2 separate regions of the Homo sapiens genome follow, and region 1 is linked to region 2. Evidence: read pairs that join two places in POLR2A ChIA-PET (ENCODE). Cell type or tissue: CD4-positive, alpha-beta T cell. All regions are shown on one strand. Each heading gives the region's core, and the rest is flanking DNA. Links, peaks and the distances in the headings are about the cores only. Region 1 overlaps ARID4B (AT-rich interaction domain 4B). Region 2 holds the start of MIR4753 (microRNA 4753).

Region 1 (15,027 bases), core at 4,349-12,348, 120 kb before region 2:
AGGCAAGCCAGAGAGCTTTTGGCATTTAGTAAGTCACCTATTCGTGCTTTGCTCTAACTTGGAGAAATATTTTTCTAAACTAGTTCTTCTAGCAAAATTAAAGAAATTTTTATTATGAAAGCAATAAAGATTTTCTGTAAACATTAAAAATTACATAGTAGTATTCAGTGGACAGTAGAAGTCTTACTTCCTGGTAACTTGATTCAACAGTTTTTGGGTGTATTCTTCCACACCTTTTTCTTTGCACATATGAATCAAACATGAGTATTTATTTTGTTATGTTTGACTGTATTGAAATGGGCTTATGCTATGCATATTGTTCGTAATTTTCTTTTCTTTTCTTTTCTTTGAGACGGACTGTCGCTCTGTCACCAGACTAGAGTGTGGTGGCACGATCTTGGCTAACTGCAACCTCTGCCTCCCGGGTTCAAGCAGTTCTCCTGCCTCAGCCTCCTGAGTAGCTGGAACTACAGGTGCGCGCCACCACGCCCAGCTAATTTTTGTATTTTTAGTAGACAGGGTTTCACCATGTTGGCCAGGCTGGTCTTGATCTCTTGAGCTCGTGATTTGCCTGCCTCGGCCTCCCAAAGTGCTGGGATTACAGACGTGAGCCACCATGCCTGGCCCATAATTTTCTTTTACATTCTTCTATATCAGTACATATTACACAAGTCTGTGTCATTCTTCTTGATGGCTTTAGTAAGATTTTATTTGCATTCAACATGTTATTTTTTCTACAACCAAATAATTTATATAGGGCACCGGTATGTTTCTTTAAGTTTTGCAGGTATGTAGCAGTGCTTAGTATTCAGTAGGTACTGTTTTTGTTTGTTTGTTTGTTTGTTTTGTTTTTTGTTTTTGAGACAGGGTCTTGCTCTGTTGCCCAGGCTGGAGTGCAGTGGCACAGTCTTGGCTCACTGCAACCTCTGCCTCCCGGGTTCAAGAGATTCTCATGTTTCTGCCTCCCAAGTAGCTGGGACTACAGTCCCGTGCCATCACACCCAGCTAATTTTTGTATTTTTATTAGAGACAGGGTTTTGCCACGTTGGCCAGGCTGGTCTCAAACTCCTGACCTCAAGTGATCTGCCTGCCTCGACCTCCCAAAGTACAGGTGTGAGCCACTGTGCCTGGCCTTCAGTAAGTATTGTTAACTTATTTGGATGCCTAGTACTAGTAGGTGGCAAATAGTCCCAGTACCTATTATATATACAAAGCTTCTTATAGTCCTATGAATTATTATTATTATTATTATTATTATTATTATTATTATTATTATTGTTTTGAGACAGGGTCTTGCTCTGTCACCCAGGCTGGAGTGCACAGTACAATCACGGCTCACTGTAGCCTTGACCTTCTGGGCTCAAGCGATCCTCCCACCTCAGCCTCTCGAGTAGTTGGGACTACAGGTGTGGGTCACCATAGGTTGATTTTTTATATTTTCTAGAGATGGGGTCTCACTATGTTGCCTAGGCTGGTCTTGAACTCTTGCCCTGTGAATTATTGCAGCCACCAACTGTTAAATATCATTGCATGACATTGTTACTAAAAGGTAATCTATGAGGATTAGTGAGGGAGCATCCCTGTGCTATATGGCTGGTTCTAAAAAAGCTTATGCTGTTCTTTGGGATCCCTGTTAGCATTGATTAGACAGGTTAATTTTGGGGGCCGGGTGCGGTGGCTTATACCTGTAATCCCAGCAGTTTGGTAGGCTGATATGGGTGGATTACTTGAACCCAGGAGTTTGAGACCAGCATGGACAATGTGGCAAAACCCTGCTTCTACAAAAAAGTTTTAAAATAGCCAGGAGTGGTGGCCTGTGACTGTATTTCCAGCTACTCAGGAAGTTGAGGCTGGGAGGATTGCTTGAACCCAGGATGTCAAGTCTGCAGTGGAGCTGTGATTGCAGCCACTGTACTCCAGCCTAGGTGACAGAGCAAGACCCCGTTTTAAAAACAAAATCAAAAACACGTTAATTTTGGAATGGATCTCTATAGGAAGTGTCCCCAGCATATGCTCAAAGTCAGAATATATAGTTTATAAGGAATTCTTTAACCGTACAGTTATATGGCACATTACGTTTTTAAAGTTCCATAATCATTAGTTATATCTAATAACATCCCTTTGAGGCAGGTCAGCAACATTTTTCCCTTTTTATGGTCGAAGAAGCAGGTGTAAAGATGTTGAGTGATTTGCCCACAGGCACACATTAAACTGATCACAGAGCCTGTTCTTTTGTTAGTAAACTGAACCATGCTGCCTCTCTACTAGTTATTATAAATAAATAATAAAGTTGTTGCCATTTAGTGACTTTTTGATGGCTTTATTGAATAGTAAGTGTAGTTTACAAACCTTTTGCCTACTTACTTTGTTGAAAAAGTTTTAAATTTAGAATTTACTTGTATCATGGTATGAAACATTTTTATGTAAATTTCCCTGTTTCTTTTTTTTTATTTTTTTTTATTGATCATTCTTGGGTGTTTCTCACAGAGGGGGATTTGGCAGGGTCATAGGACAATAGTGGAGGGAAGGTCAGCAGATAAACAAGTGAACAAAGGTCTCTGGTTTTCCTAGGCAGAGGACCCTGTGGCCTTCCGCAGTGTTTGTGTCCCTGGGTACTTGAGATTAGGGAGTGGTGATGACTCTTAAGGAGCATGCTGCCTTCAAGCATCTGTTTAACAAAGCACATCTTGCACCTCCCTTAATCCATTTAACCCTGAGTGGACACAGCACATGTTTCAGAGAGCACAGGGTTGGGGGTAAGTAAGGTCACAGATCAACAGGATCCCAAGGCCGAAGAATTTTTCTTAGTACAGAACAAAAGGAAAAGTCTCCCATGTCTACTTCTTTCTACACAGACACGGCAACCATCTGATTTCTCAATCTTTTCCCCACCTTTCCCCCCTTTCTATTCCACAAAACCGCCATTGTCATCATGGCCCGTTCTCAATGAGCTGTTGGGTACACCTCCCAGACGGGGTGGCGGCCGGGCAGAGGGGCTCCTCACTTCCCAGTAGGGGTGGCCGGGCAGAGGCGCCCCTCACCTCCCGGACGGGGCGGCTGACCGGGCGGGGGGCTGACCCCCCCACCTCCCTCCCGGACGGGGCGGCTGGCCGGGCAGAGGGGCTCCTCACTTTCCAGTAGGGGCGGCCGGGCAGAGGCGCCCCTTACCTCCCGGATGGGGCGGCTGGCCGGGCGGGGGGCTGACCCCCCCACCTCCCTCCCGGACGGGTGGCTGCCGGGCAGAGACGCTCCTCACTTCCCAGACGGGGTGGTTGCCGGGCGGAGGGGCTCCTCACTTCTCAGATGGGGCGGCTGCCGGGCGGAGGGGCTCCTCACTTCTCAGATGGGGCGGCTGCCGGGCGGAGGGGCTCCTCACTTCTCAGATGGGGCGGTTGCCAGGTGGAGGGTCTCCCCACTTCTCAGACGGGGCGGCCGGGCAGAGACGCTCCTCACCTCCCAGACGGGGTCACGGCCGGGCAGAGGCGCTCCTCACATCCCAGACGGGGCGGCGGGGCAGAGGTGCTCCCCACATCTCAGACAATGGGCGGCCGGGCAGAGACGCTCCTCACTTCCTAGATGGGATGGCGGCCGGGAAGAGGCGCTCCTCACTTCCTAGATGGGATGGCGGCCGGGCAGAGACGCTCGTCACTTTCCAGACTGGGCAGCCAGGCAGAGGGGCTCCTCACGTCCCAGACGATGGGCGGCCAGGCAGAGACGCTCCTCACTTCCCAGATGGGGTGGCAGCCGGGCAGAGGCTGCACTCTCGGCACTTTGGGAGGCCAAGGCAGGTGGCTGGGAGGTGGAGGTTGTAGCGAGCCGAGATCACGCCACTGCACTCCAGCCTGGGCACCATTGAGCACTGAGTGAACCAGACTCCGTCTGCAATCCCGGCACCTCGGGAGGCTGAGGCTGGCGGATCACTCGCGGTTAGGAGCTGGAGACCAGCCCGGCCAACACAGCGAAGCCCCGTCTCCACCAAAAAAATACAAAAACCAGTCAGGCGTGGCAGCGCGCACCTGCAATCGCGGGCACTCGGCAGGCTGAGGCAGGAGAATCAGGCAGGGAGGTTGCAGTGAGCTGAGATGGCAGCAGTACAGTCCAGCTTCGGCTCGGCATCAGAGGGAGACCGTGGAAAGAGAGGGAGAGGGAGACCGTGGGGAGAGGGATAGGGAGAGGGAGGGGGAGGGGGAGGGGGAGCCCCTGTTTCTTAAAAATTAGAAAAAATCAGGCTGGGAGCGGTGGCTCATGCCTGTAATCCCAGCACTTTGGGAGGCCAAGGTGGGCGAATCACTTGAAGTCAGGAGGAGTTCATGACCAGCCTGGCCAACACAGCGAAACCCTGTCTCTACTAAAAATACAATACAAAAATTAGCTGTGCATGGTAGCATGTGCTTCTGGTCCCAGCTACTCAGGCGCTGAGACAGGAGAAGTGCCTGAACCTGGGAGGCGGAGGTTGCAGTGAGCTGAGATCAGGTCACTGCACTCTAGCCTGGGCGACAGAGCAAGATGCAAGACTCTGTCCCCCTCCAAAAAAAAAAAAAAAAAAAAAATTAGAAGAAATCATATGAAAAAACATAAAAATGAACGACAGTGGACTTAGTTCTTCTGGGAGAACTTTGCTAGCTTGAAAATTAGTGTCAAGCTGGACAGGTGGCTTGTGCCTGTAATTCCAGCTACTTGGGAGGCTGAGACAGGAGGAGCTTGAGCCCAGGAGCTCAAGGCTGCAGTGAGCCTTGATTGCACCACTAGATTCCAGCCTGGGCGACAGAGCGAGACTCTATCTCTAAAAGAAAGGAAAATTAGTATTATAAATTAGAAAATTAGAGGCTTTGTACAAAGCTTTGAAGAGTTAATATTTTAAAGTAGGAGAAAAATGAATCCTCTGGTTATATTGCCACAAGTAATTTTGCGTTGAAACACTGTGGCCCATATAGCCTGAAGAGACTTTGAAAGGTCATTTGAGCCCTTGAGTTCAGAACCTATCTCTTCTGCCAAGTGATGACACAGAATATGATCTAGCTCAGAAAAGTTTTACAATCTGGGTGGTTTGTCTCTCTTTTTCTCTCTCTCTTTTTCTTTGGCTGAAGAATCTTTAGAACAGTCAACCTTCTCTTAAATTGCAAGTTTCCTTTGGCCATTTGAAACATTTTCTTTTTTTCTTTTCTTTTTCCTTTTTCTTTTTTTGTAAAGAGACAGGGCCTAGCTCTGTCACTTAGACTGGAATTTAGCGGTGTGATCATAATTCACTGTAGCCGTGAACTCCTGGATTCAAGGGATCTTCCCATCTCAGTCTCTTGAGTAGCTGGGAATACAGGCTTGCGCCACCACATTCAGCTAAGTTTTTTATTTTTTTGTAGTGCTGTGGCCTCACTGTGTTTCCCAGGTTGGTCTTGAACTCCTGGCCTCAAGTGACCTTCCCTTGTTGGCCTCCCAAAGCACTGGGATTACAGACATCAGCCACTGCACCCAGCCAGACATTTTCTATTTACTTGTATGGACTTAATTCTGTCTATCCCATTCCCCCTTCCCCCATTATAATTTTTTTTCTCTGTAATTTGTAGGTACAAGTTCTTTCTCTCACTGAAAAGCTTTCCAATTGTAGTTTTTCTGCATTGATGGAGGTAGTGAAGGGGAGGTTCAGGTAATTTACAACTATTGTAAACAGTTTTTATTTGGCATGGTACAGTGTCTAATGCCTGTAATCCCAGCACTTTGGGAGGCTGAGGCGGGGAAAATTGCAAGTTTACTTTGAGTTTGAGACTAGCCCGGCCAACATCGCGAAACCCTGTCTCTACCAAAAATACAAAAAAATTAGCCGGGTGTGGTGGTGCACACCTGAAATCCCAGCTGTTCTGGAAGCTGAGGCGTGAGAATCGCTTGAATCCGGGAGGTGAAAGTTGTAGTGAGCTGAGGTCACACCACTGCACTCCAGCCTGGGCGACAGAGGGAGAGACTCTGTCTTAAAAAAAGAGATTTTATTTAAGGGATCATACAGAGCCCTAAAATTATATATTCACATTTGGAATGTTAAGCAGATGCTTTGACATGATATATTATAAATCTGTAATAATAAATAGTAGTTAATCCTCATATACTTTAGTAATTAGCACAGTCCAATTTTTTTTTTTTTTGAGATGGAGTCTCACTCTGTTGCCCAGGCTGGAGTGCAGTGGTATGATCTCGGCTCACTGCAGCCTCTGCCTTCCATGTTCAAGTGATTCTCCTGGCTCAGCCTCCCGAGTAACTGGGACTACAGGTGTGTGCCACCACGCCTGGCTAATTTTTTGTATTTTTAGTAGAGACGGGGTTTCACTGTCTTAGCCAGGATGGTCTCGATCTTCTGACCTTGTGATCTGCCTGTCTCAGCCTCCCAAAGTGAGCCACCGTGCCCAGCCAGCACAATCTTATTTTTTAGTAGGCATGTAATTTCTAAATTTGTCTTTATTGCTAAAGTAACATCCCATTTATCTCAAACTAACTGTCATCAGTCTTGTCTTGTTCTGAAATAGCATTAAAATATTTATCACACCAGCCTCTTTCCTGGTCATCATGTTCTTTATGCTGTAATTATTATTGTTTTTGTTATTATCATATGATAATTTTGCCACTGCTTATTCAGTGCTTAATATATGTCAGTCTTTTCTTACATTATATGTAGTTTTTTCTTATTTGAAGACAGAGTTTCTTGCTCTGTTGCCTGGGCAGGAATATAGTAGCGTGATCATGGCTGACTGTAACCTTGACCTCTTGGGCCCAGGTGATCCTCCCACCTTAGCCTCCTGAGTAGCTGGGAGTACAGGTGTCCACCACCATGCCTGGCGAATTTTTAACTTTTTTCATAGAGACAGGGTCTCACTATGTTGCCTAGGCTGATCTTGAACTCCCCGGTTCAAGTGATCCCCCTGCCTCTGCCTCCTAAAGTGCTGGGATTATAGGCGTGAGTCCCCGTGCCTGGCCCATTTAAAATTTTAATTCTCAAAATACCCTGAGAGGTACATAGATATATTCTTATTTTACAGATGAAAAACTCAAGGCCGAGAGAGATTATATAATTTACCTAACTAAGGTCATGCCACTAGTAAGTGGCATAGTGAGGATTTAAACCTAAACTACTTCAAACCAGAGCTCCTACTAATATTAATGCTGTTTCTGCCTCTTTAATATATATCTTTACTTGGATATCTAGTTTTCTTAGTACACAGAACATTTAGAAGTGCCAAATACTGTGTGAGTTGTTAGTTGTAAGTGTATGTGTGTTTTTATGTGTGTATCGAGAGGGAGGAGTTTTGAACAAATCCGGAAGTCAGAGGTCTGACGTGGGTCTCACTGGGCATTTCTTCTTCAGGCTCTAGGGGAGAATTGGTTTCCTTGCCTCTTTTCCAGCTTCTAGAGGCTGTATTTCCTCCTTTGCCTCTGGTCTCTCCTATTTTCAAAGCCAGCAGCCTGGTGTCTTCAAATCTGTCTCTGACACTATCTCTCCTGCCTCCCTCTTTCACTTATAAGTATCCTTGTGTTTATATTAAATAGGGCTCACCCAGATAATACAAGCTAATCTCCCCCTTTCAAGGTCAACTAATTAGCAACTCTGATTCCATGTCAGCTTTAAATTTCCCCTTGATAGATAACATTTTCACATGTTTTGGAGATTCGGATGTGGTCATTTTGTGGGGAGGGGGAGTGCATTCTGCCTACCAGAGTTTCCTTAGTGTGGCAAAATGATTTAGCTTCTTAGGCCTCGCTATAAAATGAGATTAGTATTTACTATTTACCACAAAGGAATTTTATGAAGATGGAAATTACGTACTAATACAGACAGGCCATGCATAGAATACACTTAATTAGCAGATGCTTTCTGCTTGATCTTATCTGCTAGGTATATGCTTGTGGTGATGGGTAGTCTCCAAGGTAACCACTGGGTTTGATAAACTCCAATTTGAGTGCCTGACTCTTCTAAAGGCAGATGTTTGTTTTAGAATTCAGCCTTTCCAGACCTTTGCATGATGAGGATGGTGATGATTTATAGCACAATGGTGGAAAAACAGATGAGTGCCCCTTAACTCTTAATTTGTTTTATGATTTGAATCTGTCTTAATCTCTAAGATACAGTTCACTTTTTAAGTAGGCAGCTTTTCTGTTTAACATGATTTTCTAAAGGATTGCTATAGAAGATAATGAAAAGGGACCTTGAGTAATTGCACTTTTAAATCACACAAGATTGTTTTGTATGTGCTCAGATGGTATTTTTTGAAGTTAATGTTGTCATTTCTTTTCTTTTTTTTTATTTTCGGGACAGGGTCTTCCTCTGTTGCCCAGGCTGGAGTGCTGTGGTGTGATCTTGGCTCACTGCAGCCTCCACCTCCTGGGCTCAAGTGATCCACCCACCTCAGCCTCCCAAGTAGCTGAGACTACAGGTGTATGCCACCACGCCTGGCAAGTTTTTTGTAGAGGCAGGGTTTCACCATGTTGCCACGCTGGTCTCAAACTCCTGGACTCAAGATATCTGTCCACCGCAGCCTTCCAAAGTGCTGTGATAATAGGCGTGAGCCACCGTGCCTGGCCTAGGCAATTTACTTCTTTGAGTTTTATTTTCAGTATATGAGAAATGTGGCTAATAACATTTACTTCATTGCTTGCTTTGTTATTAAATATGATGATGCATGTAAAATACTCATGTTTGGTTTATATGTGCCAAAAAAAAATACCTGTAATATATTGTAGAGTTAGGGATGAACCACTTTACTAAATGTCTCCAAATAACCAATTTCTAATAATTTAGAATATGTAGTATAGCTAGTGTGCATTGCATTATGATAAAAGAGTGCTTATTACCTGTGCACCTAATTTTTGGAAGTCAGATTCATATAGCTTTGGTTAATCTTTGTTCTTTTTACATTTTATTGTATTTTAGACAGGGTCTCGCTGTGTTCTGCAGGCTGCAGTGCAATGGCATGATCATAGCTCACTGCAGCCTTGAACCCCTGGGCTCAAGTGATCCTCCCACTTTAGTGTCCCAAGTATTAAATAGCTGGCATTACAGACATGTGCCACCATGCCTGGCTGTTTCTCGTTTTTTTTAGAGATGGGATCTCACTATGTTGCCAAGGCTGGTCTCGAACTTCTGGCCTCAAATGATCTTCTTGCCTTGGCCCCTCAAAGTGCTGGATTACAGGAGTGAGCTACTGTGTCCAGCCTAATCTTCGTTCTTGGAGTCAAGTTGTGTAGGCTTTGTTTTTTGCTTTGCTTTTTTTTTTTTCCCCCACCTCTAGTTTTTAATTTAAAAAAGGACTGGCTTTTAGAACCACTGGAAAATATTTGTTTTGGGGGCAGTGTCTTTAGATAACATAAAATTCAGGAATACAAATTTTGGGTGGAAGATAGTACAGCGTCATTGGTTAAGAATATAAACTCTCTGGCCGGGTGTGGTGGCTCAGGCCTGTAATCCTAGCACTCTGGGAGGCCGAGGCAGGCGGATCACAAGGTCAGGAGATTGAGACCATCGTGGCTAACACGGTGAAACCCTGTCTCTACTAAAAATACAAAAAATTAGCCGGGTGTGGTGGCGGGCGCCTGTAGTCCCAGCTAGTCGAGAGGCTGAGGCAGGAGAATGGCGTGAACCCGGGAGGCGGAGCTTGCATTGAGCCGATCGCGCCACTGCACTCCAGCCTAGGCGACAGAGCGAGACTCCGTCTCAAAAAAAAGAAAAAAAGAAGAATATAAACTCTCAAACTGAATTCTAATCCTGGCACTATTACTTACTGCCTTGTGATGTTAGGCAAGTAATGTAACCTTCTGTGATGCTTAAATTTTAATCTTGTCTGAAATGAGGACAATGATAAAATGTACCTCCTACTTTGGAAGGATTGAATGAGGTAATCCATGTAAAGCATTTAGCATGGCCTCTACTAAGTGACCCACAGCAGTTATTAGTAATGACAAATAAGAGAAAGGAGAAGCAGTGGGCAGGTGTTCAAGTGCTAACGTGTATTGTTTAGAGCAGTGTTATCAATAGGAGTATAATGCAAGCCATGTGTAATTTTAACTTTTATAATAGCTGTATTAAGTAAATAAAAAGAAACAGGTGTTGAAATTCATTATGATAATGTTTAATTTAACCCAGCATATCCAAAACATTGTTATTTCAACATGTAATGATATCAAAATTATTGAGATATTTTACATTTTTTAATACTATATCTTTGAAATCTGGTGTATATTTATACCTATGGCATGTCTCAATTTGGATACTAAATTCTTTCTGTCTTTCTGTCCCCACTCCTTTCCCTCCCCTCCCCTCCCCTCCTTTCCCCTCCTTCTCTTCCACTTCCCTTTCCCTTTTTCCTTCCTTCCTTCCTTCCTCCCCTCCCTCCCTTTACACTTCCCCCTCCCCATCTCTTTCCCCTTCCCCTTTCCCTTCCCCTTCCCTTCCTTTTCCTTGTTTCTTTGTTTTTTTTTGCTGTTTTTTTTTTTTTTTTTTTTTTTTCCGTTTTTTGAGACAGAGTCAGCCAGGCACAGTGGCTTATGCTTGTAATACCAGCACTTTGGGAAGCCGAGGTGGGTGGATCACTTGAGCCTAGGAGTTTGAGACCAGGTTGGGCAACATGGCGAAACCCCGTTTCCACTAAAAATATAAAAGAGTTAGTTGGCTGGGCGCGGTGGCCCATGCCTGTAATCCTAGCACTTTGGGAGGCCGAGGTGGGCGGATCACCTGAGGTCAGGAGTTTTGAAACCCCCTCTCTACTAAAAACACAAAAATTAGCTGGGTGTGGTAGCAGGCACCTGTAATCCCAGTTACTTGGGAGGCTGAGGCAGGAGAATCACTTGAACTTGGGAGGCAGAGGTTGCAGTGAGCTGAGATCAGGCCACTGCACTCCAGCCTGGGTGATAAGAGCGAGACTGCATCTCACAAAAAAAAAAGAATTAGTTAGGCAAGGTGGTGGGCACCTGTGGTCCCAGCTACTCCGGTAGCTGAGGTGGGAGGATTGCTTGAGCCTGGGAGGTGGAGGGAGGTTGCAGTGAGCTGAGATTGCACCACTGCACCCTAGCCTGGGCCAGGGCAAGGCCACCCTGTCTCAAAAGGAGAAAAAAAAAAAAAAAAAAAAGAAATAGGGTCTCACTCTCACCGGCTGGAGTACAGTGGTGTGATCACAGCTCACTGCAACCTTGACTTTCTAGGCTCTAGCGATCCTCCCACCTCAGTCTCCCAAGTAATTAGGACTACAAGTGTGTGCCAGCACGCTTGGCTAATTTTTTGTATTTTTTGTAAAGACAAGGTTTCACCATGTTGCCCAGGCTGGTCTCAAACTCCTGGGCTCAAGCGATTCTCCCGCCTTGGCCTCCCAAAGTGTTCAGATAACAGGCGTGAGCCACCACACTGGGCACTAAATTTTCAGCAGAGATGCTTGTTCTGTATTTAGATTTAATAAAATTTACAGTAGAAAAAGTAGATTCGCCTGGGTGTGGTGGCTCACGCCTATAATCCCAACACTTTGGGAGGCTGAGGCAGGAAGATTGTTTGAGCCCAGGAATTCAAAACCAGCCTGGGAAACATAGTGAGACCCTGTCTGTATACTAAAAAAAAAAAAAAAAAAAAAAAAAGAATACTTAAAAAAATGTATTGTTGGCTGGGCGTAGTGGCTCACGCCTATAATCCCAGCACTCTGGGAGGCCGAGGCAGGCAGATCATGAGGTCAAGAGATTGAGACCATCCTGGCCAATATAGTGAAACCCCGCCTCTACTAAAAATATACACACACAAAATTAGCTGGACGTGGTGGCATGCACCTGTAGTCCCAGCTACTCGGGAGGCTGAGGCAGGAGAATCGCTTGAACCTGGGAGGTGGAGGTTGCAGTGAGCTGAGATCGTGCCACTGCACTTCAGCCTGGCTACAGAGCGAGACTCTGTCTCACAAAAAATAAAAAAAAAAGTATTCTTGTAGTTCCTTTTTTCTCCTTGCAAGGCATCTTTAATGTAGAATAAGCTAAATATAGTAATAATAATAATAATTAAAAATGATGAAGTTTATTGAGTACTGCTTTGTATGTGTTATGTTGTCTTCTAAGCACAGATATCTCATTTAATCTTCATGATAGCACTATGAGAATACTTTAATTTTCCCTGTTTACAGATAGGGAAAATGGGGACCAGAGAAAGTTATAGAGCATAGAGTTGAACTCAATTTTGACCTCCAGAGTCTGTTTTTCTTTTTTTTTTTTTTATGAGACGGAGTCTCATTCTGTCGCCCAGGCTGGAGTGCAGTGGCATGATCTCGGCTCACTACAACCTCCACCTCCTGGGTTCAAGTGATTCTTGTGCCTCAGCCTCCCAAGTAGCTGGGATTGCAGGCACCCGCCACCCCACCTGGCTAAATTTTGTATTTTTTGGTAGAGATGGGGTTTTGCCATGTTGGCCAGGGTGTTCTCGGACTCCTGACCTCAAGCGGTTTGCCCGCCTCAGCCTCCCAAAGTGCTGGGATTACAGGTATGAGCCACTGTGCCTGGCCCAGAGCCTGTTTTTCTGACAGTCACACCGCTTATTGGTTGCTGGATAGAATGAAAAAGCAAATGGAAGTACCTCTCCCCACCAGTAGTTTTTCTGGGTTTCTTTTATGGGGGAGCGAGGGTAGAGTAACATGTGGGTAGAGGGACAGTGTTTCAGGAACCCATTTGGATATTTAAGAACAGGACTAAATACTTAAATTACTTCTGTGACAATAAAAAGATACCCAGGAAGCTACACTCTTTTTTAGTTCTATATTTTTTGCATCATACGTTTAAAAATTGGTTGCTCCTAAATGAAGCTTTAGAATCCTTTGCAAGATAGTACTACTGCTTCAAGCAGCTAACCACCAATGAACAAGAATTATGAGTTCAAACTCTGGCATAGACCAACCCCCTAACTTGGATCTCCTAACTCATAATCCAGAGTTCTTTTCCAGAGAACTGCTCCGCTTTTAAAAACCAGTGCCAGGATTCAGATCTCAAATGATACCATTAAACACTGATAGGCAAGAAGCATTTGTTTCTATGAGTAAATAACTCTCTGATGTATTAGAGGCTGGTGTTAATTTTTGACTAGGCTGAACTCTGAGCGTTTATTATTTCTTCAGGTATTAAACCTTCAGATAATTTCAAAAACACAGTTTAGGCCAGGCACAGTGGCTCACGCCTTTAATCTGAGTACTATGGGAGGCAGAGGTGGGTGGATAACAAGGTCAGGAGTTCAAGAAACCCCGTCTCTACTAAAAATACAAAAAATAGCTGGGCGTGGTGGTGGGCTCCTGTAATCCCAGCTACTCGGGCGGCTGAGGCAGGAGAATCGTTTGAACCCTGGAGGCGGAGGTTGCAGTGAGCCAAGATCACGCCATTGCACTCCAGCCTGGGTGACAGGGCAAGACTCTGTCTCAATAAAAAACAAAACCAAACCACAGTTTATCCCTTAGGAAAACACCAAAAAGCTTCTTATGTACATGAACTTGTATTAGGGTCACACTTTAAGGTGGCTCTAGAAAGTATAATGAGAGACTTACAGTAAGACTGCTTTTTTTTTGACGTGGCATCTCACTTTGTTGTCTAGGCTGGCTTGGAACTCCTGGGTTCAAGCCATCCTCTTGCCTCTGCCTCCCGAGTAGCTTTACAGGAGGATTACAGGTGTATGCCACTGTGCTGGGCTGAGACTGCAGTTTTTAATGAATGAAATGCCACTGTGCTGGGCTGAGACTGCAGTTTTTAATGAATGAAATGCCTCTGTGCATGGATTGAAGCCAGCTTTTATGGCAAACATTAACAGTATGGTTTGGTTCCCCATCTCTGTGCCCCTTGAGTTATAACTTAAATTGTTCTGATTGTAGTATTAACTGTGATTAGGTGTTGATGAAAGAGATATGGAGTTCTAATTAAGTAAAATGAAGATCTCAAATAAAATTGAAGTAGAATGAAACGCTATATGTAAATACAATTCTGCTAAACAAATATTTAACTGTGGATAGGCACAGTGACTTTATAATGCAGATAGTCATTTTCATATATATGGATATATATAAATATACATTATATTCATATATATGGATATATATAAATATACATTGTATTCATATATATGGATATATATAAATATACGTTATATTCATATATATGGATATATATAAATATACGTTATATTCATATATATGGATATATATAATGTAATACGGTAATTGATTTTTAGACTAAATATATAAGTTGAAACATAACATTTTCTAATTTTTGGAAAATTAGTGGTGTTAATTCTGGAGACTAGTAAAAATAAATGATTAGAGACGAATACACTTCATGGTAACAAACATGCTGGTGATACAGCTTTAAAACTTTATGGAAATTTACAACATACAAAAATAAAGTTCACTGATGTTTTACATATTCATGGCCTAGCATCACCAGTTGCCAATATTTTGCCATCTTGGTATTATCTGTTTCACTCTGCTGCCCCTCTTCTCTCCTTTCTCCCTCACCATGTAGCATTTTAAAGCAAATTCCAGATATCATTTCACCCATATGTATTTCGGTATGTATCTCTGACACACTTGAACTTTCCTTTCATAGTACAACTGTCATACCATTGTCACAATGAATAACATTAACATTAATTCCTTAATGGCATCTGGTAGCAAGAACATGTTCAGATTAGCCTGTCTCTAAAATGTCTTTGCAATTTGTTCGTTTACATTAGGACCCAAATAAAGTCTTCATATTGCAGTTGGAAGATACGGTTCTAAATGGTCTCTTAAATCTCCACCCTTTTCATGCCCTTTATTTGATGAAGAAACTGTTATTTAACCTGTAGAATTTCCCACATTCTGTTTGGCTGATTACATCTTTGTGGTTTGGTTTAACCCCTGTAATTTCCTGTAAACTGAACATTCGTTCTAGAGGGTATTTTTTTTTGGTGAGCATTGTTTATAAGAGGTGCTGTATTCTTTCTATTAGTTACCATCATGAGGTTGGTTCACTTTCAGTATTGCTGGGATTGGTCAGTGGTTTTAGATTATGTTG
Region 2 (15,027 bases), core at 3,716-11,715:
TTAGCTCTTAAAAAGAAGTTTTCCTCCAAATGATGCAATTAAATATGTGTTAGTGTTACACTTTATTGAAATAGCACATTTTTCAAATGCTAGATTTGTATATAATTAATTTTGTCAGGTTAGGGAAAGCATTTTAGAAACAGTACTGGATGATCTTTGAGACTTTTTCAGTCCCAACATTATATAAAGCCATTCAACCAGATTTTATTTATCTATTTCTGCCATTTCCTTCCCCTCTAGTTCCCAACCAGGAGCCATAAGGCAGTGTGACTTGGAGAGACATAGGTTATTATTGTAGCTGTAAACCATTCCAAGGAAGAAAAGGCTATCTGGCAACTCCTTTTTCTCTTCTTCTTTATCTGATTATAGTCAGTGGCTTAGAATATATTCACAAGATTTTTTTTTTTTTTTGGAGACAGAGTCTCGCTCTGTTGCCCAGGCTGGAGTACAGTGGTGCAACCTCGGCTCACTGCAACCTCCACCTCCCAGTTCAAGCGATTCTCATGCCTCAGCCTCCCGAGTAGCTGGGATTACAGGCACACACCACCACACCTGGCTAATTTTTGTATTTTTAGTAGAGATGGGGTTTCACCATGTTGGCCAGGCTGGTCTCGAACTTCTGACCTCAGGTGATCCGCCCGCCTTGGCCTCCCAAAATGCCGGGATTATAGGTGTGAGCCACCACGCCCAGCCCCACAGGATCCTATTAACCACGAAAATGCCATGAGGATTTACTTAGGAGCTCATATGGAAAATTAATGTTACTTTTATGTATGATAGAATTATTCATTCTAAGACTAAATTTTCCTAAATGTTTGATTAGCATCTTCTATGCATCTGGAATGATACTAGATATGTACCATCCTTAGGAGAATTACTCTCACTCAAAATTTATAGTGCTTACTGCTAACTCATGCTTCAGAGAGCTTATTTTTCCTATAAATCAACAAAATTTTTAAGAGTAGTTTCCAGGAAATATATCGGCCTTTGCTTATCTATTTGTAAACAAATAATTTGAGAAAATTTCTCATCTTTTCTCAAAACATTAATATATCACTGAGGTAGGAAGGTTGCCCCTGACTTGACTTTACAAAAGTACCTGGAATTTTGTCATTCCCAACCCACATATAGTGAGATTTTAAAATGACCACGTTGCAATCGTTTCTTTTTTTTCTTGTTTTTTTGAGACGGAGTTTCACTCTTGTTGCCCAGGCTGGAGTGCAATGGCGCGATCTTGGCTCACCGCAACCTCCATCTCCCAGGTTCAAGCGATTCTCCTGCCTCAGCCTCCCGAGTAGCTGGGATTACAGGCATGCGCCACCACCCCGGCTACTTTTGTATTTTTAGTAGAGACGGGGTTTCTCCATGTTGGTCAGGCTGGTCTTGACCTCCTGACCTCAGGTGATCCACCTGCCGCGGCCTCCCAAAGTGCTGGGATTACAGGTGTGAGCCACCTCACCTGGCCTCTTTTTTTAGTTAGTATTTAATTTAAACGTATTGTGATTTTAATTCTGAAGAGCAAGTTGTAGGTTTGCTAGTCCTAATCACCTATCTGATTGCTAATTTGATTCCCGTTATTAAAGTATAAATACAAAACCTTTTGATCATCCTGTGTAGTATTTTGTTAAGTAGCTTTAAAAATCTGGCTGTTTTGAGGGGCTTCTTATGTTCTTTCTTTTTATGTTAAATATTTAACAACATATTCTGTAATAGTGAGTTAAAAGTGGACATTAACATTGTTTCTGATAAATGCCTTATGATAAATTACGACATACTTTTTTTCTTAACCTAGAATAAATTAGACAAAGAAAAAGACAAAGATGAAAAATACTCTCCAAAAAACTGTAAACTTCGGCGCTTGTCCAAACCACCATTTCAGACAAATCCATCTCCTGAAATGGTATCCAAACTGGATCTCACTGATGCCAAAAACTCTGATACTGCTCATATTAAGTCCATAGAAATTACTTCGATCCTTAATGGACTTCAAGGTAAACATAACAATCGTTCTGTTGTGCAAGTATTTGATTTTAATTTATGAGTCAAGTTCTATAAAGGTAATTCAGTGACATTACCAACTACTGTTTTTTCTACCAGAGTTTTGTTTGCTCTCTTATTACAGGTTGAATATCTCTTAACTGAAATTCTTGGAACCAGAAATGTTTTGGATTTCAGATTTTTTTTTGATTTTGGAATATTTGCATTCCACAAGCCAAATCCGAAAATTCTAAATCTGAAATGCTCCAGTGAGCGTTACCTTTCAGAATCACGTCAGCACTCAAAAAGTGTATGATTTTGGAGTCTTCAGATTTTGGATTTGGGATGTTCAACCTGTACTTGAAATAAAATCAGCCATTGATTGAGGCCTCAAATTTTTTATTACTAGTAGATCCAAGGGCACCATAAAATTTTGGTTAACATTTAATATTCAACTTTTAGCATTGTTACTTTAGTTTTTTAATCTTTTCTGTGCCATCCTTTCTGTTGCAATGTAATGCATAGTTTGTGTTATACAACATCAGACCATAAAAGTATACTGACAAGTTGTTGTAAAGAACACCAAACTTTGTTTGTCCTGATTATGACTATTATGATCTCTGTTTCTTTGAGACAGGGTCTCACTCTGTAGCCTAGGTTGGAGTACAGTGGTGCAATCTCAGCTCACTTCAGCCTCAACCTCCCAGACTCTAAAGATCCTCACACCTCAGCCTCCCAAGGAGCTGGAGCTGCAGGCGCATGCCACCATGCCCGGCTAATATTTATATTGTTTCTAGAGACGGGGTTTTGCCCTGTTGACCAGGCTCGTCTCGAGCTCCTAGGCTCAAGCAATTGGCCTGTCTTAGCCTCCCGAGTGCTAGGATTACAGGCAGGAGCCACTGCACCTGGACTGACTGCTTTTTTTTTTTTTTTGAGACGGAGTCTCGCTCTGTCACCCAGGCTGGAGTGCAGTGGCGCAATCTCAGCTCACTTGCAAGCTCCACCTCCCGGGTTCACACTGTTCTCCTGTCTCAGCTTCCTGAGTAGCTGGGACTACAGGCGCCCGCCACTGCGCCTGGCTAATTTTCTGTATTTTTAGTACAGATGGGGTTTCACCATGGTCTGGATCTCCTGACCTTATGATCCGCCCACCTTGGCCTCCCAAAGTGCTGGGATTACAGGCGTGAGCCACCGCGCCTGGCCTGACATGACCTCTTTTATGATGGGATTATTGCTTAGTATTTAAGGCAAAATGAAGTATAGGTAATAAAAGCAATGAGGATTGGAGCAGAGATTTATTAAATCTGACTGGCAGGGAAGGGGACATATCTATGAGATAAAAGAATGGATCTCCATAAAAATATCTTATCATTTCTCATAACTTAAAAGAGGTTTCATTTTTACTTATTTTGAATGTTAATAGAAGCTAGTTTTTGTTTCTTATTGTAGATGTGTGTTTATATTAACTCATTATTTTATAAACCAAATGCTGTACTATATTTTTATTTACTCACCACTGTACTAATTAGGGCAATATTTTTAAATTGATTTTTAAAAAATTTTCCCATGTATCCTACATGCAAATAGTGCATGGAAAATACATGTATAGTTTAAAGAACAGTAATAATATGGATACTAGTATGTCTCCACAGTAGCAATCAAATACTATTTACTTAAAACATGTAGTATGTCTCCTCCCAGAAGTAATTATAGTCTGGACTTTTGTGTAATCCTTGCTTTACTTTTCTTCAGAATTGAATTATCTATATTTATATTCCTAAGTAATTTTTATTTTACTTCGTAGTATGTCTCCTCCCAGAAGTAATTATAGTCTGGACTTTTGTGTAATCCTTGCTTTACTTTTCTTCAGAATTGAATTATCTATATTTATATTCCTAAGTAATTTTTATTTTACTTCATTTTTTTAGGGTGTTTTTTTGTTTTGTTTTTGTTTTTGAGGCAGAGTCTCGCTCTGTCACCCAGGCTGGAGTGCAGTGGTGCTATCACGACTCAAGTGACCTCCTGGGCTCAAGCGACCTTTCCATCTCAGCCTCCTAAGTAGCTGGAACTACAGGTGTGTGCCACCATGCCAGGCTATTTTTTGTAGTTTTTGTAGAGATGGGGTTTCACCCTGTTGCCCAGGCTTGTCTCAAACTCCTGGACTCAAGCAATCCAATCCATCTGCCTCAGCCTTCCAAAGTGTTAGGATTATAGGCATGAGCCACTGCACCCAGCCTGTTTTTTAGTTTTTTAAAAATTGAGTAACAAGCATAAGCCTAGTTTTATAAGAAGGCTCAGATGAAGGCTTTCTGAGAATGTTACCTGAATAGAGATTCTAAGTCATACTCTGATTTCAGATTTAGCTTCTCTGAGAGTTTACAAAAGCCCCTCTAGAGAATTCAGTTGGACAGGTCATAAGCCAGTTCTGATAAACCTAGGGGTCCACTACAGTTAGAATATCTGACACATTTGGCTGGGCATAGTAGCTCACTCCTGTAATCCCAGCACTTTTGGAGGCCAAGGCGGGCAGATTACCTGAGGTCAGGAGTTTGAGACCAGCCTGGCCAACATGGTGAAACCCTGTCTCTACTAAAAAAAAAAATACAAAAACTTTGCCGGGTGTGGTGGTGGGTGCCTGTAATCCCAGCTACTTGGGAGGCTGAGGCAGGAGAATCGCTTGAACCCAGGAGGCAGAGGTTGCAGTGAGTCAAGATCACACCATTGCACTCTAGCCTGGGTAGCAACAGCGAAACTCCATCTTAAAAAAAATAAAATAAAAAGAATATGTGACACATTCGCAGTGGATGTTATGTGGGAGTGTGCTCAGTCGTAGTAGCAGACTACTCTATATATATTCTCATTCTAGGCTTATGGTGATTTACCCCTATTTTTCACAAGTAGGTCAGAATGTTTCTGCTGGATAAAATGATGTCATTAGCTGATCTAGGTAGTGGCACATAAGACATGGAAGGGAGAGCTGGAATTTCATTGACACATAGTTGAAACAAGATAAATACAGATTTTAAAATCCAGTCTGGGTCACTCAGGCATTCAAAGACTACAGAGAGGCGGTAGCAGGTAGCTTAATGATAATAGCCTGCAGTATGACTTTCTTTGGAAATAACACTGCTGTAGTCTGGACTGGTTTCCCTCTATATCTGTTGCACAGCTATTTTCCTAGGGAGATCCCATTCTAGGGATCTCCTTTAATGTAGTTCTTGGATTTCTTTGTTTTTGGCATCTCAGGTTCCTCCCCACCCCCATACTTTCATTTTGGTGGAGCACATTCTCTAGTAGCTTCTAAAGAACAAGTGCATGAGATGGAATTTTTAGAGATTGGCTGCATTTAAATATCTGTATTTATTTTTGCAAATATCTTTATTCTATTCATAGTTTGGCTGGATTGGAAGTTTTTCCTTCAGTATTTTATTGGCAGTGTTGAATTGTTTTTTTGCTTCCAGTATTGCTTTTGTGAAGTCCAGAGCTCTTCCAATTCCTGATTCTTTGTATGTGACTTGTTTTATTCTTTATTTTTTGCTTTTCTGTCTCTGGAATCTTTTTTTTTTCTTTTCTTTTTTTGAGATGGAATCTCACTCTGTTGGCCAAGCTGGAGTGCAGTGGCACAATTTTGGCTTACTGCAGCCTCTGCCTCCTGGGTTCAAGTGTTTCTCCTGCCTCAGCCTCCCGAGTAGGTGGGATTGCAGGGGCCTGCCACCACGCCTGGCTAGTTTTTCTATTTTTAGTAGAGATGGGGTTTTGCCATTTTGGCCAGGCTGGTCTCGAACTGCTGACCTCAAGTGATCCACTCACCTCAGCCTCCCAAAGTGCTGGGATTACTGGCATGAGCCACCATGCCCTGCTAGGAATCTTGAATCTTTGTTTTTCGTATCCAGAAATTTAACTCTGAAATATATCTACACAAGGCCAAAGGAAGAGAACAGATATATCCACAGTACACTTGGCTGTTCTCTTTCTTTAGCCTTGTGTAGATATATTTTCATCCCCTGTGATGCCTACTTGCTAGACTCTTTCATTCTAGCAACTTCTGTCTTTCTGTTCTAGGCAGTTTTTTTGAATGATTTTCTTGATGATTTCCTCTCCTGCATTTTACTGTTCTCTCCTTTTTAATTTTTGTTCATTGTTACTATTTTTGAGATGAGGTGTTACTATATTGCCCAGGCTGGTCTCAAACTTCTGAGCTCAAGCGATTTTCCTGTCTCAGCCTCCCAAAGTGCTAGGATTACAGGCATGAGCTACTGTCCCAGCCCTGCCAAATTTTTTTTTTTCTTTAATTGAGACTGTGTTTCACTATGTTCAGCCCAGGCTGTTCTCACACTTCTGGGCTCAAGCAGTCCTCCTGCCTCAGCCTCCCAAGTAGTTGGGTAGCTGGGGTATAGGTGCATGACACTGCACTTGGCTGTTATCTTTCTTTGGCCAGCCATTATTTGATATTATACCTTCTGTAATATACTCTAATATGCTCACCTTTTAATTTCTTGCTTTTTATTAATTTTTTTGTCTTTTTATTTCTTTGAAATTTTATCTGCTTTGTCTTTTAATCCTTTTGTTGACTTTTTGCTGTAATGTTTAAGTTTTCAATGATTTTTTTTTTTTTTTTTTTTTTTTTGAGACTGAGTCTCACTCTGTTGCCTAGGCTGGAGTGCAGTGGCATGATCTCGGCTCACTGCAATCTCTGCCCTCCAAGTTCAAGCGATTCTCCTGCCTCAGCCTCCCGAGTAGCTGGTATTACAGGCGCCTGCCACCGCACCCAGCTAATTTTTTGTATTTTTAGTAGAGATGGGGTTTCACCATCTTGGCCAGGCTGGTCTTGAACTCCTGACCTTGTGATCCACCTGCCTCAGCCTCCCACAGTGCTGGGATTATAGGCGTGAGCCACTGCGCCCAGCCTTTCAATGAATATTTTTAAATTAAACTAGTTTAATTTTTCAAGAGCTCTGTTTTCTGTGTGTTTTGTACCACTCTGTTCTTATAGATGGATGCAATACCTTACCTTTCGGATTTTGATCTTTCAAAGGATTTTATAATTTTTGGTTTTTTCAGTTACCTCTAATTTGCTTTTTTCTGTGTTGTTGTTTTGAGCTCTTCCCTATTAAGAATTTTTTTTCCTGGCTGTCTTATGATTATGAAGGAAAGACTAAACTGATTTGGAAATTGCAAGCATATGGTTGGCACTTGTTGACCTTGAGTTTCACTATCGGGTGATCTGGTTGGCCATGTCCTAGGGAATTCATAATATGAAGTCTTTAGGTCTTTTTCTCTTAGACTAGTTGGCTTCCAGAGAAAAGAGTTCCAATCTCTTGACTGGAGGGTGGTAAGAGAATGGTTTCCAGTGTTCTAGGATCTAGTTGAAGAACAGAGAGTGGGGTGGAGGATTCTTAGTGGTTAGATATGTTCATGAATCCCCCTAATTTCAGCATCGCATCTGTACCTGTGCCTTCAACAGTTGTTAGCATCTCCCAGGCTAGGAGCCCTCTCCTACTGTCTTCAGAGAATAAAGCTCTAGAAGGGCAGTCACCTTCCAACCTGAAGTGAGGTGGGGATCTAGGCATCTAAGTAATTTTTAGTCTTCACCCAGTGCTCCTTGTATGAGGCTCCCCACTGCCCTTTTTAATTTTCATAGGCACTAGGGCAGTCAGTAATTATTGAGGTTTCTATGGTAAACTGGGTTGGTTTTTGGCTTTCCTCACTGCTGGTATGAGGTTTAGCCTTCTTTGGTGCCCGTCATTCATTTATCTGCTTTCTGACTTGCAAATTGTGTTGCTTTTCTTTCGTATTTTCCCCCATTTTTATAGGTTTATATTATTTCAGAAATTGCATTTATATACCATATATATGACATATGAGTATATATACACACACACATACATATAACACATATACAATGACCCCAAACCCCCCCACACACATATTTATCCTATATGTGTAATAGACACTCACATGTGTGCAGTCTTTTTACAGATGGGATCATTAACATATTACAAACTCTTTTTTTCCCCTACTTAGTGGTATAACTTATAAATCTTTCCAAATCGGCACATCCACATCTACTGAATAGATATATCATAATTTATTTAATTAGTTGCTAAAAAAAGACATTTTGATCCTTTCCCATATTTTTCCTGTTAGTTCAACAATGAGTATCATATTTGCATACTTTTAACATTTTAAGTATTCTCTTCATATTTTCTTTTTTCAGTGAATTTTATTTTTTATCTTTGGCCACAGATCAAATTGAAGACATTTCAAATATTTCCAGTTAATTAATGATCATCATATGAATGCATATGTGTATGTATATGTATACATAAAAATTTGATGCCCCTTGTGAGTAGAGAACACAGACAGCTAAGATTCTATCCTCTTGTCCTGAGATGGGTTGGGAATAAAACTAGAGGTACAGTGGTAGTTGGAGTTCTGTGGAGAAATTGAATGTCTCTGGAGAATAATCTTCTACATTCTGGCAGTGGAAATCCCCTAGAGTAAACTAGATCCGGGATGAATCACGTAAAGCCTATCAGTTAATAAATCCTACTAACAGTAGTGTCAATCAAGTTTTAATAGGGCATTCTTAATCATCTCTTGTTAATCTCAGAGAACCTACAGTATCTATAAAACAAGAATAAGCTGGGCACGGTGGCTCACACCTGTAATTCCAGCATTTTGGGAGGCCAAGGTAGGCGGATCACCTGAGGTCGGGAGTTCAAGACCAGCCTGACCAACAGGGAGAAACCTCGTCTCTACTGAAAATAGAAAACAGTTAGCCGGGTGTGGTGGCACATGCCTGTAGTTCCAGCTGCTTGGGAGGCTGAGGCAGGAGAATCACTTGAACCCACGAGGCGGAGGTTGCGGTGAGCTGAGATCACGCCATTGCGCTCCAGCCTGGGTAACAGGAGTGAAACTCCGTCTACAAAAAAAAAAAAAAAAAAAAGAATAAGATGCAGTGAAAAAGAAAAGAATAAGATGCAGTGAAAAAGAAAAGAACAAGAAAGACTTGGAGATAAAAATCTAAAGGCCAGGCACAGTGGCTCATGCCTGTAATCCCAGCACTTTGGGAGGCCAAGGTGGGCAGATCACTTGAGGTCAGGAGTTCGAGACCAGCCTAACCAACATGGTAAAACCGTGTCTCTAATAAAAATATTAAAATTAGCCGAATGTGGTGGTTGGTGCCTATAATCCCAGCTGCTCAGGAGGCAGAAGCATGAGAATTGCTTGAACCTGCACCACTGCACTCCAGTCTGGGCAACAGAGAGAGACCCTGTCTCAAAAAAAACAAAAACAAAAAATCTAAATTAAAATTCAGTAGAGCTGGGCACAGTGGCTCACACCTGTAATCCCAGCACTTTGGGAGGCCGAGGCAGGTGGATCATCTGAGGTCAGGAGTTTGAGACCAGCCTGACCAATAGGGTGAAACCCCATCTCTGCTAAAAATACAAAAATTAGCTTGGCGTGTGCCTGTAGTCCCAGCTATTGGGGAGGCCGAGACAGGAGAATTGCCTGAACCCGGGAGGTGGAGGTTGTAGTGAACTGAGATCTTGCCAGCGCACTCCAGCCTGGGCAACAGAGCGAGACTCTGTCTCTTAAAAAAAAAAAAAAATAAGCAAATTCAGTAGAGCATTAAGAATTTTAAATGGAGGAAATCTTCAGAAAGTTTAAAAGAGCAGTGATGGAAATTTTAGAGAAAAGATAGGTTACATAATGTATTAATCTAGGAAGGGGGAACTATGAAAACAGAGGAGAGAGGCCAGGCGCGGTGGCTCACGCCTATAATCCCTGCACTTTGGGAGGCTGAGGTGGGCGGATCACGAGGTCAGGAAATCAAGACCATCCTGGCTAACACGGTGAAACCCTGTCTCTACTAAAGTACAAAAATTAGCTGGGTGTGGTGGCATGCACCTGTAGTCCCAGCTACTCAGGAGGCTGAGGCAGGGGAATCACTTGAACCTGGGAGGTGGAGGTTGCAGTGAACTGAGATTGCACCACTGCACTCCAACCTGATGACAGAGCAAGACTCAGTCTCAAAAAAAAAAAAAGCAAATAACTAAAGAAAAATTCCAGAACTGACAGACACAAATCTTTACATTGAAATTGCTCACTAGGTACCGAATAAATTAATAGAGTCATACCGTAGTACATCATTATGAAATTATAAAATATCAAGAATGAAAAAATCACCACAAAGGAATGAGAAACCAAAGGAAGGTTATGGCTTATAACCCCTTAAGCAAAGAAGCAATACATTCGGAAGGATTCAGAACTCTGAAGGAAACAATTTTTAACCTAGAATTCTGTACCTCGTGAAACTCTCAATCAATGAAGTTTGAGGGTAAGGATGTATTCAGATAAGTAAGGACGATGAATATTTATATCCCATGTACCTTTTTAAGGAAACTACTCGATGAGCTCTAGTACAGATGAGATAACCAAGGAAGAAGAAGATGTGAGATTCAGTTAACAGTGGACCTAGCTCAAAAGAAAGCAGTGAGGAGGATTCCCCGGATGACAGCTGTTAGAGCAGACCCAGAGAGATACCACCCAGATGCTACTGCAGAAAATAGCTCTCTAGGGTGCAGAGATAGGATGAATAAGGGGAAATTGGATACAACGCTTAATTTAATGAAATAAAATAATGTAAAAGAGATACAAAGGAAGATGTAACATGCAGAAAAGTAGTTGGAAACTCTTGGAAAAATAAAATGCTGTATAAGAAAGGAAGTTTATCAAATGTACTACTTATTTCTGCAGGGAACCACATTTACATATGTTATAAATACTATATTGTAAAAATGAAAGATAACTATATATAGAAAGGATGGTAGAGGGGAGATATGGGTGTTGATAAGTAAGAATCCCCATTGCTCATAGAGGATAAACTTTATAAATAAGTCAGCAGGCCAGGGACGTTGGCTCATGCCTATAATCCCAGTGCTTTGGGAGGCTGAGATGAGCAGATCACTTGGGGTCAAGAGTTCGAGATCAGCCTGTCTAAAATGATGAAACTTCATCTCTACTAAAAATACAAAAATTAGCTGGGCATGGTGGCATGTGCCTGTAGTCCCAGCTGCTTGGGAGGCCGAGGCAGGAGAATTGCTTGAATCCAGGAAGAGGAGGTTGCAGTGAACTGAGATCACACCACTGTACTCCAGCCTGGGTGACAGAGTGAGATTCCGTCACACACACAAAAAAATAAATAAAACAAATAGTATATTATGAATAGTAAGAGATGACTATAACTATCAGATGTTAACACTTTGGAGGTGGAAAAACAGATTTTTATCCTCTTTTTGGTTTTTCATTATGAGTCTAGATTTGTTTTTAATGATGTATATGTATTGTTTTGATAATTTAAAAAATGTGGCCATGCAGACACACATTGTAAAGGTGAAATGGTTTCACAATCTTAGTTATGTCAGTTATGTTTTACATTTAATGAATTTAGCTAAAGAACATGCATGGATTTCTCAGTAGAGAGCTATAGTTAAGGTTGTAAGTTCTGGAGTTAAATGACTTAGATTTAACTACCTTGGGGGGTAGATTAACCTCTAAACCCCAGTCCCTTTTTTTTTGCTTTGTTTTGTTGTGTTGCTTTTTGTTTGTTTGTTTTTCTTATTTATTTAAGACCCTAGTCTCTTGAACTATAAAGTGGGGCTGATAACATGTATCTCGTAGCATTGTTCTGAGGATTGAATGAGATGGTCTGTTCAAAGTGTATCAAAAGTAACCAGCATGTAGTAAGTTCTCAGGAAATGTTATCTTAAAATAACAATAAAATGATTTACCAGAATGAACACACTGAAGCAGTAAGTTCCATAATTAATTTTACATAAGTTATCAGTAACTAAAATTAATTATATCTATTCTTTAAAACATCATGGAAATCATTGATTACAAAATTATTGGATATTCATTATTACATTGAAAAATGAAGCTGGCCAGGTGTGGTGGCTCATGCCTTTAATCTCAGCACTTTGGAAGGCTGAGGTAGGCAGGTTGCTAGAGCTCAGGAGTTCAAGACCAGCCTTGGCAACATGACGAGACCCTGTCTCTACAAAAAATACAAAAATTCACTGGATGTGGCACACCTGTAGTCCCAGCTACTTGGGTGGCTGAGGTGGGAGGATCATTTGAGCCCAGGAGGTTGAGGCTGCAGTGAGCCATGATAGTGCCTGGGGAACAGAGTAAGACCCTGTCTCAGAAAAAAATAGAGAGAGAGAGAGAAATAAAGAAAGAGAAAGGAAAGAGAAAGGAAGGGAGGCAGGGAGGGAAAGAAAATAAAACAAAACAAAACAAAGGAAAGAAAAATGAGAGGCCAGGTGCAGTAGCTTGCTCCTGTGATCCCAGCTACTCAGGAATCTGAGGTGGGAGGATCTCTTGAGCCTAGGAGTTTGAGGCTGAAGTGCACTGTGATTGTGCCACTGCACTCCAGCTTGGATGAGAGAGTGAGACCGTCTCTGATGAAAAGAAAAATGAAGGCTATAGTTTCATAAGAGTATAAACTTGGGGCCAGGCGTGGTGGCTCACGCCTGTAATCCCAGCACTTTGGGAGGCCGAGGAGGGCGGGTCACGAGGTCAGGAGATCAAGACCATCCTGGCTAACACAGTGAAACCCCGTGTCTACTAAAAATACAAAAAATTAGCCGGGCGTGGTGGTGGGCGCCTGTAGTCCCAGCTGCTCAGGAGGCTGAGGCAGGAGAATGGCGTGAACCCAGGAGGCAGAGCTTGCTGTGAGCCGACATCACGCCACTTACACTTTTAGCTTGGATGACAAAGTGAGACTCAAAAAAAAAAAAAGAAGAATATTAACTTGGAGGTAGCACAATCTGGGATTATATCCTGACTCCACTATTTTCTCAGATATATTATGATAAAAATATTATACTTATATAAACTTGGAGAAGCTTTTTTCTTTTTTATTTCAGCTTTATTAAGGTACAGTTTACATAAAAGTGATGACTTTTATGTTTAAAATGTGATGGGTTTTGACAAAAGTATACAGTGTTACAACCATCACCGTGATCGTAATAGAACATTTCCATCATTGGAAGAGCCTCTTAGCCTCTTTGAAACCCAGTTTCTTTGCATGTTACATAGAGATAAAAGCCAGCAACCTCGGGTGGCTGTATACACAGGACCTAATATATACAGTCCCTGGCACATAGAAGACATTGCTAGTGTTCTTATCATACTCATCATTTTTTTTTCTGTTATTTTCTAGCTTCTGAAAGTTCTGCTGAAGACAGTGAGCAGGAAGATGAGAGAGGTGCTCAAGACATGGATAATAATGGCAAAGAGGAATCTAAGATTGATCATTTGACCAACAACAGAAATGATCTTATTTCAAAGGAGGAACAGAACAGTTCATCTTTGCTAGAAGAAAACAAAGTTCATGCAGATTTGGTAATATCCAAACCAGTGTCAAAATCTCCAGAAAGATTAAGGAAAGATATAGAAGTATTATCCGAAGATACTGATTATGAAGAAGATGAAGTCACAAAAAAGAGAAAGGATGTCAAGAAGGACACAACAGATAAATCTTCAAAACCACAAATAAAACGTGGTAAAAGAAGGTATTGCAATACAGAAGAGTGTCTAAAAACTGGATCACCTGGCAAAAAGGAAGAGAAGGCCAAGAACAAAGAATCACTTTGCATGGAAAACAGTAGCAACAGCTCTTCAGATGAAGATGAAGAAGAAACAAAAGCAAAGATGACACCAACTAAGAAATACAATGGTTTGGAGGAAAAAAGAAAATCTCTACGGACAACTGGTTTCTATTCAGGATTTTCAGAAGTGGCAGAAAAAAGGATTAAACTTTTAAATAACTCTGATGAAAGACTTCAAAACAGCAGGGCCAAAGATCGAAAAGATGTCTGGTCAAGTATTCAGGGACAGTGGCCTAAAAAAACGCTGAAAGAGCTTTTTTCAGACTCTGATACTGAGGCTGCAGCTTCCCCACCGCATCCTGCCCCAGAGGAGGGGGTGGCAGAGGAGTCACTGCAGACTGTGGCTGAAGAGGAGAGTTGTTCACCCAGTGTAGAACTAGAAAAACCACCTCCAGTCAATGTCGATAGTAAACCCATTGAAGAAAAAACAGTAGAGGTCAATGACAGAAAAGCAGAATTTCCAAGTAGTGGCAGTAATTCAGTGCTAAATACCCCTCCTACTACACCTGAATCGCCTTCATCAGTCACTGTAACAGAAGGCAGCCGGCAGCAGTCTTCTGTAACAGTATCAGAACCACTGGCTCCAAACCAAGAAGAGGTTCGAAGTATCAAGAGTGAAACTGATAGCACAATTGAGGTGGATAGTGTTGCTGGGGAGCTCCAAGACCTCCAGTCTGAAGGGAATAGCTCGCCAGCAGGTTTTGATGCCAGTGTGAGCTCAAGCAGTAGTAATCAGCCAGAACCAGAACATCCTGAAAAAGGTGAGAAGGAAAATGTGTATGTTGACTTATTTTAGGGTTTCCCCTCTTAAAGTTTCAATGATTTCACAGTATCTCTTGTTATAACCTGAGGCGATTAAGTGTCATATTTGTGTGAACATGGTAAAAATGGAAATTTTAAAGGTAATTTGAAAATGAATAGTGGAATGCATTTAAAAGCTTGAGAAGGCTTTAATGTGCTTTGCTTGAGCCATCCATGGCATTTTATTGTGGACCAGAACACATGCTAGAAATTGCACCCAGGCCCAAATCCAAACCTGTTTGAGAATTCATTATATGCAGTGGTTGACTATATGGCATGAGCAGCTTAAATCTATTTCTGTAACATTGTTTTTGCAATTGTAATGTGCAGTTTCTCACGAACATTTTGATTTATTGACAGACCCCTCCACCCTTAACCAAATACTGTATGTAGGGGTTTGGAGCAACCAACTGTCCAGGCACTGCTTTCCTCAGACAACCGTGTCAAACTGATTTTCAAGCCTGACTAACTTGTGTGAGTTTGTAAAGGAATTTGATGCTTTCTTAGATGCATAGCTTCCAAATTGAAGGACCAATGTGTACGTTAATAACCTACAGTAATACTTTTT

The links. ChIA-PET counts read pairs that join two places held together with the same protein. Peaks named below come from ENCODE experiments on the same cell type or tissue, not always from the same donor. Only the 100,000 strongest peaks of a DNase experiment are listed, where the experiment ranks them.
Region 1: POLR2A ChIA-PET joins it to region 2 with 5 read pairs; 2 of 35 experiments call an interaction of 5 or more read pairs at or near these places.

The regions. Positions count from the first base shown.
Region 1 is chr1:235,297,607-235,312,633 of GRCh38, reverse strand. The region is part of intron 2 of ARID4B (AT-rich interaction domain 4B); the gene reads left to right. Among named protein-coding and RNA genes, the nearest start is that of ARID4B, 23 kb to the left of the region's middle. In CD4-positive, alpha-beta T cell, for the core only: no CTCF peak of the experiment used is centred there; DNase peaks (open chromatin) are centred at 7,323 and 7,893; H3K4me3 peaks cover 511 bases; H3K27ac peaks cover 2,879 bases.
Region 2 is chr1:235,180,977-235,196,003 of GRCh38, reverse strand. It overlaps ARID4B (AT-rich interaction domain 4B), which reads left to right. Exons shown (of 24, transcript NM_016374.6): 19 at 1,793-1,991; 20 at 13,211-14,419. It overlaps MIR4753 (microRNA 4753), which reads left to right and starts at 5,888; the gene lies at 5,888-5,970. In CD4-positive, alpha-beta T cell, for the core only: no CTCF peak of the experiment used is centred there; no DNase peak of the experiment used is centred there.